2 separate regions of the Homo sapiens genome follow, and region 2 is linked to region 1. Evidence: chromatin contacts called from ENCODE Hi-C or POLR2A ChIA-PET data. All regions are on one chromosome and are shown on one strand. Each heading gives the region's core, a stretch centred on a gene start or an enhancer-like site at or near the end of the contact. The rest is flanking DNA. Distances are from core to core; before and after follow the strand shown. Region 1 holds the start of ZNF280C (zinc finger protein 280C). Region 2 holds the start of RBMX (RNA binding motif protein X-linked).

Evidence for each region. Hi-C counts contacts between places; a loop is a spot of excess contacts on that map. ChIA-PET counts read pairs that join two places held with the same protein, here RNA polymerase II (POLR2A). Pooled maps may share reads with other maps.
Region 2: a loop to region 1 is called in a pooled map, with 17 times the contacts of the local background. The contact joins the promoter of RBMX here to the promoter of ZNF280C in region 1. A Hi-C loop is called at or near these places in 5 of 50 pooled maps. POLR2A ChIA-PET finds 5 or more read pairs at or near these places in 3 of 52 experiments (CD4-positive, alpha-beta T cell, WTC11 and activated CD4-positive, alpha-beta T cell).

The regions. Positions count from the first base shown.
Region 1 is chrX:130,266,219-130,273,260 of GRCh38, reverse strand. It overlaps ZNF280C (zinc finger protein 280C), which reads left to right and starts at 4,362. Exons shown (of 19, transcript NM_017666.5): 1 at 4,362-4,499. RefSeq lists a silencer at 4,582-4,661.
Region 2 is chrX:136,877,447-136,883,820 of GRCh38, reverse strand. It overlaps RBMX (RNA binding motif protein X-linked), which reads left to right and starts at 3,096. Exons shown (of 9, transcript NM_002139.4): 1 at 3,096-3,224; 2 at 4,368-4,502; 3 at 4,698-4,804; 4 at 5,735-5,906. The coding sequence starts at 4,394. SNORD61 (small nucleolar RNA, C/D box 61) reads left to right here and starts at 4,550; the gene lies at 4,550-4,622. RefSeq lists enhancers at 2,973-3,571, 3,241-3,700, 3,711-3,770, 3,572-4,171.

The sequences.
Region 1 (7,042 bases), core at 3,113-5,612:
CTCCCAGGTTCACACCATTCTCCTGCCTCAGCCTCCCGAGTAGCTGGGACTACAGGCACCCGCCACCAAACCCGGCTAATTTTTTGTATTTTTAGTAGAGACAGGGTTTCACTGTGTTAGCCAGGATGGTCTCGATCTCCTGACCTCGTGATCCGCCCGCCTTGGCCTCCCAAAGTGCTGGGATTACAGGTGTGAGCCACCGCGCCTGGCCAGAATTTCTTTTTAGGGTGATGAAAGTGTTCTAAAATTGACTGTGGTGATGGTTGCATGTACCTGTGAATATACTAAAAACCACTGAATTGCACACTTAAGTGCATAAATTGTACCTTATGTGAACTTTATCTTCATAAAGCTTTTTTAAAAATCTTGTACACCGGCTGGGCATGGTGGCTCATGTCTGTAATCCCTGCACTTTGGGAGGCCTAGGCAGGTGGATCACCTGATGTCAGGAGTTCGAGACCAGCCTGGCCAACATGTTGAAACCCCGTCTCTACTAAAAATACAAAAAATTAGCCGAGCATGGTGGTGGGTGCCTGTAATCCCAGCTACTCAGGAGGCTGAGGCAGGAGAATCGCTTGAACTCAGGAGGCAGAGGTTGCAGTCAGCCAAGATCATGCCACTGCACTCCAGCCTGGGCAAGAAGAGTGAAACTCCATCTCAAAAAAAAAAAAAAATTCTTGTACACCAGTTGATATGGTTAGACTTCGTGTCCCCACCCAAATCTCATCTTGAATTGTAATCCCCAGGTTTTGAGGGAGAGACCTGGTGGGAGGTGATTAGATCATAGGGGCAGTTTCTCCCATGCTGTTCTCATGATAATGAGTGAGTTCTCACAAGATCTGATGGTTTTATAAGTGTTTGACATTTCCTCCTACACACACTCTTTCTCTCTCCTGCCACCTTGTAAAGAGGGTGCCTGCTTTCTCTTCCTTCATGGTATAAGTTTCATGAGGCTTTCCCAGCCATGCGGAACTGTGAGTCAATTAAATCTCCTTTGTGTATAAATCACCCAATCTCAGGTAATATCTTAAGAGCAGTGTGAGAACAGACTAATACACTGATATTCATGGCTACATTATTTATAACAGCCCAAAAGCAGAAACAACCCAAACGTCCATCAACTGAAGAATGGATAAACAGAAAGTGATATGTTTGTACAATGAAATATCATGCAATAATAGAAAGAAATGAAGTGGCCCGGGTGCAGTGGCTCAAGCCTGTAATCCCAACATTTTGGAAGGTTGAGGCGGGTGGATCACTTGAGGTCAGGAGTTCAAGACCAGCCTGGCCAACATGATGAAGCCCCAACTCTACTAAAAATACAAAAATTAGCTTGGCATGGTTGCAGGACCCTGTAATCTCAGCAACTCAGGAGGCTGAGGCAGGAGAATTGCTTGAACCTGGGAGGTGGAGGTTGCCGTGACTGGAAATCGCCCCACTGCACTCCAGCCTAAGAGCCAGAGCCAGAGGCCATCTGGAAAGGAAGGAAGGAAGGAAGGAAGGAAGGAAGGGAGGGAGGGAGGGAGGGAGGGAGGGAGGGAGGGAGGGAGAAAGAGAGAAAAGAACGAATTGATATGTGCTACAACATGGATGAACCTACTTCAGAAACATTATAGTGAATGAAAGAAGCTAGACATGAAAAACTACATACTGTATGATTACATTTATATGTGATATCCAGAATAGGCAAATCCATAGATAAAAAACGTTAATTAATGATTGGTGAGAGGATACAAATAGGAGGAAATTAGGAGTGGCTACTAATAGGTTTGCAGGTTTTTTGGTGGGAGGTAATGAAAATGTTCTGGAATTAGATAGCAGTGATGGTTGCACAATACTGTAAATATATATAAGAAATCACTCTATTGTACACTTCAAAATGGTAGATTTTTTTCATGTAAATTTGTCTCAATTTTTAAAATTGTCAGAAAAACCTATACAGGAGTAAGCCCTCATTTACTGGAAGTGCTGAAAAATAAAAAAGAACGTACGGCCAGCCAGTCAAGAGAACCAATATAGAGTGGTTTTCTAGAAGCCTGGGGAAGAGTTTTAAGAACAGTTAAAAATCACCCAAACAATTTCCCATGTGTTAATTCCATTCTCACCAGACATCCTTTTAATTATTGTTATTATTTAGTTTCTCAAATTTTCATCTTGATAGAAAATTTGCTGACCAGAGTCTGCAAACAGTCAACTGACCAGAGCCCGCTGGTCTTCTTGGCTGTATTTTTCACGAAAAAAAGAATAAGTTAGATTGAAATTTGGGTGTATAAGTGTTTTCTGGTCATCCTGCTGAGGCAGTTTGACCATTCCTCCTCGTAATTTTAGGTTGGATGTGGACACTCGTGACACTAGATATGACAAGAGAATTTGAGAGAAATTTTATTACCCTGGGGACTAGTGGGGGTAAGTGAGGGAGGGCTGGGTGCTGCAAACAGGTCTGGGCTGGTTTCAGAGGCAGAGGAAGTTGGATGGGCCTTTATAGCATCTAGGAAGTGGGGCTGGTGAAAATGCCGCACAGGCTGTAGATTTGCAAGTTTTAAATTTCTCAACTGCACCAATTTTTGTTGCCAGTTTTAAATTTCCCACCAATGCCAAAGAAGGAGGCAGGCTGGAGAATCACAAGTTTTAAATTTCCCACTACAGCCAAAAGCAGAGTCATGCGGCTGTAGATTTGCTAGTTTTAAATTTCCTGCTGGCATCAAAGGAAAAGGTGCCCGGACTTTCTTATCACCCTGACCGGAAGCAGGGACCAACTATGCATGCTCCAAGATTTTGGGACTTTTCACTGTTTTATTTTGATTATTCTCTGTCTTTTCCTGTAAAGCTTATTTTCAGGGTCAGAAGCAAATAGCTGTATAAATAAGAAAGAAAAAACTAGCTCAAATAAAAAAAATGGTAGGATTCAGTGACAGGATTTACGTGTGTGTTATGTAAGCCACACGATATTTTCAGTCTGGGCAACTCTTAAGAGATGAATTGGGCCAGGCGTGGTGGCTCACGCTTGTAATCCCAGCACTTTGGGAGGCCGAGGCAGGCAGATCACCTGAGGTGGGGAGTTCGAGACCAGCCTGACCAACATGGAGAAACCCCGTCTCTACTAAAAATACAAAATTAGTCGGGTGTGGTGGCGCATGCCTGTAATCCCAGCTACTCGGGAGGCTGAGGCAGGAGAGTCACTTGAACCCGGGAAGCGGAGGTTGCGGTGAGCCAAGATCACGCCATTGGACTCCTGCCTGGGCAACAAGAGCGAAACTCCGTCTCAAAAAAGAAAAAGAGAGATGAACCAGTACTGCTATAAACCTTGTGGAGAAATTTGGGAGAAGAAACTTTTACAGTTCAAAGCACAATGTCTAGAAAATGTTTCTGTAAGCAGTATTTTGGCAAGTGTTTTTCTTGTAAATGTATTTACAAGTTCCAGTGATTCTCCCGCCTCAGCCTCCCAAGTAGCTGGGATTACAGGCATGTGCCACCACACCCTGCTAATTTTGTATTTTTAGTAAAGATGGGGTTTCACTATGTTGGTCAGGCTGACTGGGGTTCAGAGAAGGAGGAGGAGAAAGGCGAGGAGGAAAGGGAAGTGGTCTCAAACTCCTCACCCCAGGTGATCCACCCACCTCAGCCTCCCAAAGTGCTGGAATTAGAAGTGTGAGCCACCGCGGCCAGCCCACGGACGGACGGCTGGTACTTACATGTGCACAAGTGCAGCTACTTTACTTACCGTCGAAGGCAGCGGAGGAAGTGTAATTGACTAGCGTGGATGCAGCTTTTCTAAGCAAACGCTCGATTTAACCTGGAGTTGTCATCCCACAAAATACATTGTACCTGACTACAGAGAAACATGAATTCTGGGTCTTCCTTGTGTGTAAGAGTAAATGTATTTTTCCTTAGCATTTTTTGTACCTACTATAGGCATCCATATGGCAATTAGAAGTAACAGAGAGACAAGCAAAACCATATGTTTAAAACAAAAGGTAAAAATAACTAGTATTTTGAGACGTGTTTCAAGTACAGTATTTCCAGAAAACAATATATTTATATTTTTAACTCGTGTCTTTAGCCCTCACACACAAGGAAGACCCAGAATTCATGTTTCTCTGTAGTCAGGTACAATGTATTTTTTGGGATGACAACTCCAGGTTAAATCGAGCGTTTGCTTAGAAAAGCTGCATCCACGCTAGTCAATTACACTTCCTCCGCTGCCTTCGACGGTAAGTAAAGTAGCTGCACATGTGCACATGTAAGTACCAGCCGTCCGTCCGTGGGCGGTTAAAAGGCCCCGGATGTTCAGGGGGTGGAGTCGGCGTCTACCCATGAGGCAGCGCGTGCAGTTATATACTTCTGCCCCCGGCTGAGACGCCGGTTCCGCGCTGGAAGTCTCCGGGGGAGTCGCTGTTGCTGAGGCTGTCGCCTGAGGTTTTTCGCGCTCCTCCCTTTCCTCCTCCTCTTTCTCCTCCTCCTTATCCGAACCCCAGTCAGACCGATCTGCTCTGCTCTCGGTAAGCGGCCCCCGCCCCCGCCTGTGCCGCGCGGAAGGAGGCAGCAGCTCTCCCGCGCGGCCGAGGCAGCCTTCCCCAGAGGGCGGTTCTGAGGGCGGCTGGCTGAGGGTCTCTATGCCGGTGCGGATCGACGGGGGTGCGGGGGAGGGGACAGGCTTGGCGGCGTGGTAGCTGGTGGGCCACCATCTTGCGCCGGGCCCTGAAGGGGGAGGGTTTTCTGGAGGTAGAGCCTGGCGGCCCGCGGCGGGCAGTGGTTTCGCGGGCCGCGGCAGCTGCGGCAGCCTTCTCACCTCCTGAGTCCTGTCGGTCTGTTTCCAACCCGGTTTGGGCTTTTCATTCTGGAGGCAACTCCCTTTCGTCTTTTGTACGGTTGATACTGATGTTTGACGGAGACCCGCCCACCCTCAAGTCTCTTCAATCAAACGAAAAGAGACTTGAGGGGATTCCGAACTTTCAGGCATCAGAGACCCTGTGACCCCTTCTTTCTGCGCAGGTTCCCCCCACACAGGACCGGTCATTCCATGCCCACAACCTTGTTCTGGCCAAAGGGACTTCCCTTCTCTGTCACAGAAATCGTGCTCTATTCCGTTATTGTCTAGAGGATAAGAGCCCTGAGGAGAAACGTGGAGTTAAATACACTATATTCTAACTAGGAGGTTTGCAGGTTTTACTTAAAGAGATGGAAAAAATTATGCTGAGGTATACTCCTGCTCTAGAGATGGAGGGAGTTCCTTTCAACTTCTCTCAGGTTTTAATGCTTTTTTAAGGAGAAATTCGAGAGGAAATTGTCAAGTGAACCAGCTTCTGCAAGCACGGGAGACCTTCATCCAGGGGATTCTCTTTGTTTGGAAAGATTTGTTAGTTTTGTGGAGTTTTTTAAATCTGCGACCTTAAATTTTTTTTACTATTGTTTTCAGGTTTGGACTATGAGTTGTAATGTCTTTTAGTGCCCCTAAACATAAAATAGAAACCTAGAAGTAGAGTTTTAAACTGCAAAAGTCTCCTCTTAGTATTTGTGAGGTGTCCTGGTTTGGGGGTTACTGTGCAAACTTAATCTCCTTACGCAGAAACTTCACTGAGCCTACAAAGGCACTGATTTGCTTGTAAAATTAGGGCTGTGTACCTTTGATGTTTCTACAGCAGTACAGATTCCATTATAATCGTATCTTGCATTTGTATATTTCATTGGTAGCACCCCTTTTGAGATGGGCTGTAGGGTGTCGTTAGAACTGTTTGAAGATGAGGAAACAGCCTCAAGGACAGAACTTTACCGAGGTCATGTGCCTAGGAAGTGATGGAACCAATTCTTAAACCTAGGCTTTCTGACCCTCATCCAATGTTCAATTTGGTATATTATGTCTCACTTTTTGTGAGAGTGAGGTGGTCACGGAGAATAAGCAAGGAGGCTCACTTAAAAGTTTTAAGAAGTATTATTCAATTCCTTTTTCCTTTATATTTTTATTTTTAAGGCTTCATTTTTTTTCGACTTTTTCATACTTTAATATTATTTCTAAGCATGTTGAAGAGTTGAAGAATATCCTATTGAAAAAGTTCTTAGGTTGAATAACTCCAAATCTCAGCTACTTGGTTTTCAGTGAGTTTGTCTTAAGTAGTGATTCAAAAAGATTTGATTTCCTCAGTAATTTTTTTTTTTTTTTTTTGAGACGGAGTCTCGCAATGTCGCCCGGGCTGGAGTGCAGTGGCGCGATCTCAGCTCACTGCAACCTCTGCCTCCCGGGTTCAACCGATTCTGCTACCTCAGCCTCCTAAGCAGCTGGGGTTACAGGCCCTTGCCACCACGCCCGGCTAATTTTTGTAATTTTAGTAGAGATGGGGTTTCACTATGTTGGCCAGGCTGGTCTGGAACGCCTGACCTCGTGATCCACCCACCTCGGCCTCCCAAAGTGCTGGGATTACAGGAGTGAGCCTCCATGCCCAGCCTTCCTCAGTAATTTGAATCAAATATATACGTCTAGACTTTTTTTCCCAGTGCTCTGTACATTCAGAGAAACATCACTAGTAATGAACTGTAGAAATGACTCCTGAAAGTAGAGTATTCGTCTAGACTTTATTCATTTGCTGCAAAGTAGTTTTCTTTTAAGGAGTTTTTTTTTTCATTTTTTTGTTTCCTTTTTAACTTTTTATTGGCAAATGATAATTGTGCGTATTTATGGGGTACAATGTGATGTTTTGATATGTATACATTATTGAAAGAGGCTAACATAGCCATCACCTTACCAATTTATCATTTTGTTATGAGAATGTTAGAAATTATTTTAGCAATTTTGAAATATACAATACATTATTAGTATTAGCTGTGGTCACCTTGTAGTGCAATAGATAACTAAAACTTATTCCTCCCATCTAATTAAACTTCGTACTCTTGGATCAACATCTTTTCCCCATCTGTCCCACCCCTGAACTCCCAAGTCTCTGGTAACCATCTTTCTACTCTCTGTTTCTATGAGATAAAGTTGTTTAGATTCCACATGTGAGATCATACAGCATTTTTCCCCAGAGAATAAGAGAATCCAGCTGCTTTT
Region 2 (6,374 bases), core at 1,847-4,346, 6.6 Mb before region 1:
GTGGCTCAGGCCTGTAATCTCAGCACTTTGGGAGGGCGAGGCGGGCGTATCACCTGAGGTCAGGAGTTTGAGACCAGCCTGGCCAACATGGTGAAACTCTGTCTCTACTAAAAATACAAAATTAGCCGGGCATGGTGGCGTATGCCTGTAATCCCAGCTACTCAGGAGGCGGAGACGGGAGAATCGCTTGAACCCGGGAGGCAGAGGTTGCAGTGACCCAAGATCGCACCAGTGCACTCTAGCCTGGGCAATGAGAGCGAACCTCTTTCTCAAAAAAACAAAAAAACAAACAAAAAAAAAAGGAGAAGAAGAAGAAGAAAAGTGAAAATTGTCCATAAATTCTACCACTCCAAGATAAACTGGTAACATTTTGGCATATTTCCTCCCAGTTATTTTGTCTCCATATGTATTTTTTTAATAGCTCATATTATGTGATCTTGGGCCTTCTTTTCCCACTGTACTCTCTTGTTTGGTGGTTTCATTCATTCTGATGGCTTTTATTACATCTCTGAGATGATAATTTAGCACAGATCTATGCTCTGAGCTTCAGATTTTTCTGCCCCTATATCCCAAACTTGCTCCTCTGAAACCATTTTGGTAAATGACTGTTACCATCTGTCCCACTAATACCAGATACTTGGAGTCATCCATAATGATTTTCTTTTTCCGCAATTCTTCCCCACCCCTTTCCCATCTGTCTTAGTCCATTCCTGCTACTATAACAAAATACCATAAACTGGCTGGCTTATAAACAACAGAAATTTATTTCTCACATTTTTGTAGGCTGGGAAGTCCAAGATAAAGACGCCAGCATATTCAGTGTCTGGTGAGGGCCCACCACCACCAGTTTTCTGGTTCATATAAGTGGCACCTCACTGTGTTCTCACATGGTGGACAGGGGCCTCTTTTATAAAAGTGTTAATCCCATTCATGAGGACCCTACCCTTTTGTGACCTAATCTTCTCCCCAAATCCCCGCCTCCTAATGCCATCACCTTGGGTATTAGGATTTCAACATATGAATTTGGGGGAGGACACAAACATTTAGACCATAGCACCATTAAACACGATACCTATCATATTCATCTAACAATTGTTCTTTCCTCCCCGTGTCCACTGCCGCCACCCTGATTCAAGCCACCATCCTCTCTTTCTGGTCTGCTCCCACAGCCCTATTAGTGTCCTTTTTCCCACACTTACCCCCTACAGTCATTTAATGGGCTCAAAGGTCCTGCCAATCTTGGCTCCCTCATTTCATGCCCCTCATATTCTTGTCACCTGGCCCTCTTTCTGTCCCTTGATATATGCCAAGCTCTTCCTCTCTACTTTGTGTTTACTATTCTCTTCTTTTCCTGAAGGTTTTTCCCTCAGCTGTTCCCATAGCTAGTTTCTTTTCTTCCTTCAGCTCTGATCTCCAAAGTCACCTCTTCACATAGACCTTCCCTGATGTTTTAATCAAATTTGTTCTCCCTAATATTGTCCATCAAAGCAACTAGTTTATTTCCTCCCTGGCATTAATCACAACATGCCATTCTTTTGTTAATTGTATTCAATTTCTTTAAGAAAAAAATTAAAAAATTTTTTGGTTTCCCCCCTCAACAAGTAGGATGGGCAGATGAAATATAGAATGCTCAGTTAAATTTGAATTTCCGATAAACAGCGAATTTTTAAAATATGAGATTTGGGACATACTATACTAAAAAAAGTATTCGTTATCTGAAATTTAAACTTAACTGGGCGTCCCTTTTTTTTTTTTTAGACGAAGTCTCGCTCTGTTGCCAGGCTGGAGTGCAGTGGTATGATCTTGGCTCACTGCAACCGCCGCCTCCTGGGTTCAAGCAATTCTCCTGCCTCAGCCTCCCGAGTAGCTGGGACTACAGGCACACGCCGCCACGCCCGGCTAATTTTTTTATTTTTTATTTTTATTTTAGTAGAGACGGGGTTTCACCATGTTGCCCAGGCTGGTCTCAAACCCCTGAGCTCAGGCAATCTGCCCGCCTCGGCCTCCCAAAGTGCTAGGATTACAGGCATGAGCCACCGCGCCCCGGCCGCGTCCCATATTTTTATTTAAAATTTTTTAACAGCTTCGCAGAATAAATTAGCGTCCCGCATTTTCTTTTTTATTTTGAGACGGAGTCTCGCTCTGTCGCCTGCCCAGGCTGGAGTGCGGTGGCGCAGTCTTGGCTCACTGCAACCTCCGCCTCCCGGATTCTCCTGCCTCAGCCTCCCGAGTAGCTGGGACTACAGGCGCGTGCCACCACGCCTGGGTAATTTTTTGTATTTTTAAAAAGAGACGGGGTTTCACCGTGTTAGCCAGGATGGTCTCCATCTCCTGACTTCGTGATCCACCGACCTTGGCCTCCCAAAGTGCTGGGATTACAGGCGTGAGCCACTGCACCCGGCCTGGTATTTTCATTTATTAAATCCGGCATCCTTACCCACAGGCCTGACTCTTGTCTTTTCCCTGGAGTTGTATTTTCCTGGCCTAGCCCAGAGCCCACCATTTACAAGGTGCTCAGTAATTGTTCTATATGAATGTACTATCTGCATGCTGTTTTGTACGTTTTTTACTCATCTGAAATTTACATGTATTTATCAGAAATTCCCACACTCACTAAAAACACTTGTTAAAGACAATTTTTGAAAATATATTATATTGCCAAAACTTCTTTGTTTTCCGTTTCTGCAAAATTGGTATAGTAGGAGTATCTACCCTCATCACATTTTGACAATTAGAAGAGTTAATGGAAAAGTAAAAGTAAAGTTTTGCACCGTGCCCGGCCCACTAGGACGCTCAATAAACTTCAGTTCTTTATTAAAGGAAGCCTGTGCACCATTTTAGCGTAAAGCAAAAAAAGCGCGTTTGTAAAGAACGGGTGGGGGTAGAGAAAACGGTTAGAAAGGTCTGTCGACCCAACACCGAGGGCCCGGGAAAAAGGGAGGAGAGAAGGGTGAATGACAGAGGAGCCAGCCAATGGGGAGACTGGGAACTACTTCCCCCCTCCCTTTGCGTTTCAAATTCTAAGCTCCGTTTCCATCCGGGTCCTTCAGCCTCGTTCCCGGGCAGTATAAAGTTTGCTGTCTCCTTTGTTCGCCCTCGTTGCGCAGTAGTGCTAGCGGCTTCGCGGTTCGGTCCTCGCACCCGGCAGCCGCCACTGGTGCTGAGCTGCTAGGAAGCCCCTATCGCCGAGCTCGTTGGAGCTTGAACCCATTGTCACCCCTCCGGTACGTGTCTCCTTTCCTCAGTCCGTTTTTCGTGACACTCTCCCCGTGTTAGGACTGGGGATTATATCTCCCTGGAGATGGGGGTGGCGGGCGCCATTTTAAGAACCCAAAGGTTCCGACCTATTTAAATAAAGCTGAGGGGGTCGAGGGAAAACAAATGAGGGGGCCCGTTTGGTTGTATGCTTCTCGAGAAAGTTTGGCTGCCATCTGCGGGAGTTGGTAGCGGAGGTCGGGGCTTTGTAGGCTGGAGCGGGGCGAGGAGCGACCGCACCACGGCGATACCTGCATTGGTATGGCGCTGGCGCTAATGATGGGCATGTGGACTTCCATGCGGGCTGCGGGCTTCGTATTCATTGGCGGCCCCGGAGAAGAAGCCCTCTGAATGTTCCCAGCCAATGTTGGTGGTAAAAGTTAGTCCCCTGACCAGTGTCGGTGGTTCTGGGTTGAATCCAAGTGTCGCCATTTTGTCTTTTACACGCGGTTTTTAATGACGAGTTTTAATTAGGTTCCGCTGCAGTCACGGAGTGTCGAGTGTTAGTGTGTGCGTCCGCGTTCCGTTACTTAATAGCAAACGATGTTGACGATTTGTTTTTATCTTTTTGGCCGGATAGTAGAATTTTCGGTAGGGCGGGGGCCGGTGAAGAAGAGGGGCGGCATAACTTGGCTTAAACTTCACATTTCTCCTTGGATTTAGTAGGGAATCCTAATGAGGAAAAGAGGAGTCGTTGGAAGAGGGCTTGGTGTTAAGGTCCTGTGTCTAGCCTGTGACCTTGGGAGTCTTTTAAAACCATCGTTAGGAAGGGTGTGATGAGTAATTGAATCTTTCAAAGGCAAGAGGACTGGAACTAAAAGTTGCTTTTTCAAATGTTAAGCAGCTGTTGCTTAAGAACAGCTAAGGGTGATCAAGGGTAGTGGTAAAAGTTAAGTTGGCCCTTTTAACCAGTTTTATGTAAATTGCAGTGTTACTAAACTACTTAGTTCAAATTGCTTCCTACTGTGGCTGAGGCTTAGCTCGTTATCGTTTTCTTTAGTTATTAAGGAACAATGGTTTTAGTGGAAAATATGAGAAATGTGCGAAAGTAAAAGTGTCCAATAAACTTGAGGAACTTTTTGCAGTGAGGTAATACTATTCCTTTTCAACAGACTCACCGGCCCAAAAAAAAAAAAACATGGTTGAAGCAGATCGCCCAGGAAAGCTCTTCATTGGTGGGCTTAATACGGAAACAAATGAGAAAGCTCTTGAAGCAGTATTTGGCAAATATGGACGAATAGTGGAAGGTGAGTTGTCTGGCAGTACAGGCTGGGCTATTATAATTAAAATATAAGCTATGATGAATTTGATTGCATTGATCGTCTGACATGATAATGTATTTTTGTCCTCTAAGAAGTTCTGAGCTTTCTGTTTACACATTTACTTTGGTTATTTCATTTGACCTAGGGTAACACTTTATTTTTCTGAAAACTACTTTTTAGTACTCTTGATGAAAGACCGTGAAACCAACAAATCAAGAGGATTTGCTTTTGTCACCTTTGAAAGCCCAGCAGACGCTAAGGATGCAGCCAGAGACATGAATGGAAAGGTGAGATTGTCTACACGATGGATGATAACCTGTTACTAGTGCATAAAATAACATGTAGTTGTCCAAGTCTGGTCTAGGACAGCTTTTGAGTTTTCGTTGTTTTTCAGTATATACCTGTCTGGGATCCACTCATCCTGTTTGTGATCCTGTTCCAAAGAGTATTCTGTAATTGCAGAACCAAATCTAGTAGTGAGTTATATCTTATGCTCGTAACATTCTCTCAGTTCAGAATAATTATGGCATTACATGGTACTTTTTTTTTTTTTTTTTTGATAGTCTCCCTCCGTTGCCTAGCCTGGAGTGCAATGGTGCAGTGCCCACTGCAGCCTGTCTCCCGAGTTCTAAGCGATTTTTCTGCCTCAGCCCCCCCCCCCCCCCCCAGTAGCTGGGATTACAGGCATGCGCGACCACGCCCGGCTAACTTTGTATTTTTAGTAGAGACAGGGTTTCACCATGTTGGCCAGGCTGGTCTCAAACTCCTGACTTCAGGTGATCCAGCTGCCTCCGCCTCCCAAAGTACTGGGATTACAGGTGTGAGACACTGCGAGCCACTGCGCCCAGCCAACATGATACATTTTATCTTGAGATCCATAAGCCATATTTTGATAACTTGGCTTTTGGTTTTGGCTACTAGTTTTGATAACAAGCTGATACCTACTTGGCCTTGTTTTAAATTTTACCATACAATAATGCAGTGGGTTCACCTTATGTTTCAATCCAGATCATCAGTATCGGTTTTAAGTATTAAGAATTTTAAGCGGAAAAGCCCCATTTATGTAAACTGACTATATTTGCAGTGTTTTTTCTTAGACTAATGAGCAACACTTACCCATAACTGCATTTTGAAGGACCAGTTAGTGTCTTAGTGCATAGTAGATGTGCAAATTATTTTTAAATCTTGATTTAATTTAATCGTATCTTTTTTTTTAGTCATTAGATGGAAAAGCCATCAAGGTGGAACAAGCCACCAAACCATCATTTGAAAGTGGTAGACGTGGACCGCCTCCACCTCCAAGAAGTAGAGGCCCTCCAAGAGGTCTTAGAGGTGGAAGAGGAGGAAGTGGAGGAACCAGGGGACCTCCCTCACGGGGAGGACACATGGGTAATAACTTGCGTGGACCTCGGGTTTGGTGTATAAGTTAGGGACTGCAAGCTCACACCAAGTGGATGCTTTGGTTAAGTCCTTGAGGAAAGGTGCCAACTTTTGAAATTGACAACACTTGTTCATCTACCAAAGTGATTGCCAATTGAAAGCATGGGAAGCATGTTTTAGATTATGGTGTTAAACCGTGGACAGTGTTACTTCTTGTCCAAGTAGTTCACTCTGTAGGAAAGGCATTTAAAAATTGATAGGCCAGGGTGTTGGACATGAAAATGAAATCATTTTTATTTTTTAAAGTTAGCTGGGCGTGGTGGCAGGTGCCTGTAATCCCAGCTACTACGGAGGCTGAGGCAGAAGAATCACTTGAACTTGGGAGGCAGAGGTTGCAGTGAGTTGAGATCGTGCCACTGTACTCCAGCCTGGGGGAACAGCGAGACTCCCTCTCAAAAAAAAAAAAAAAAAGTTTTT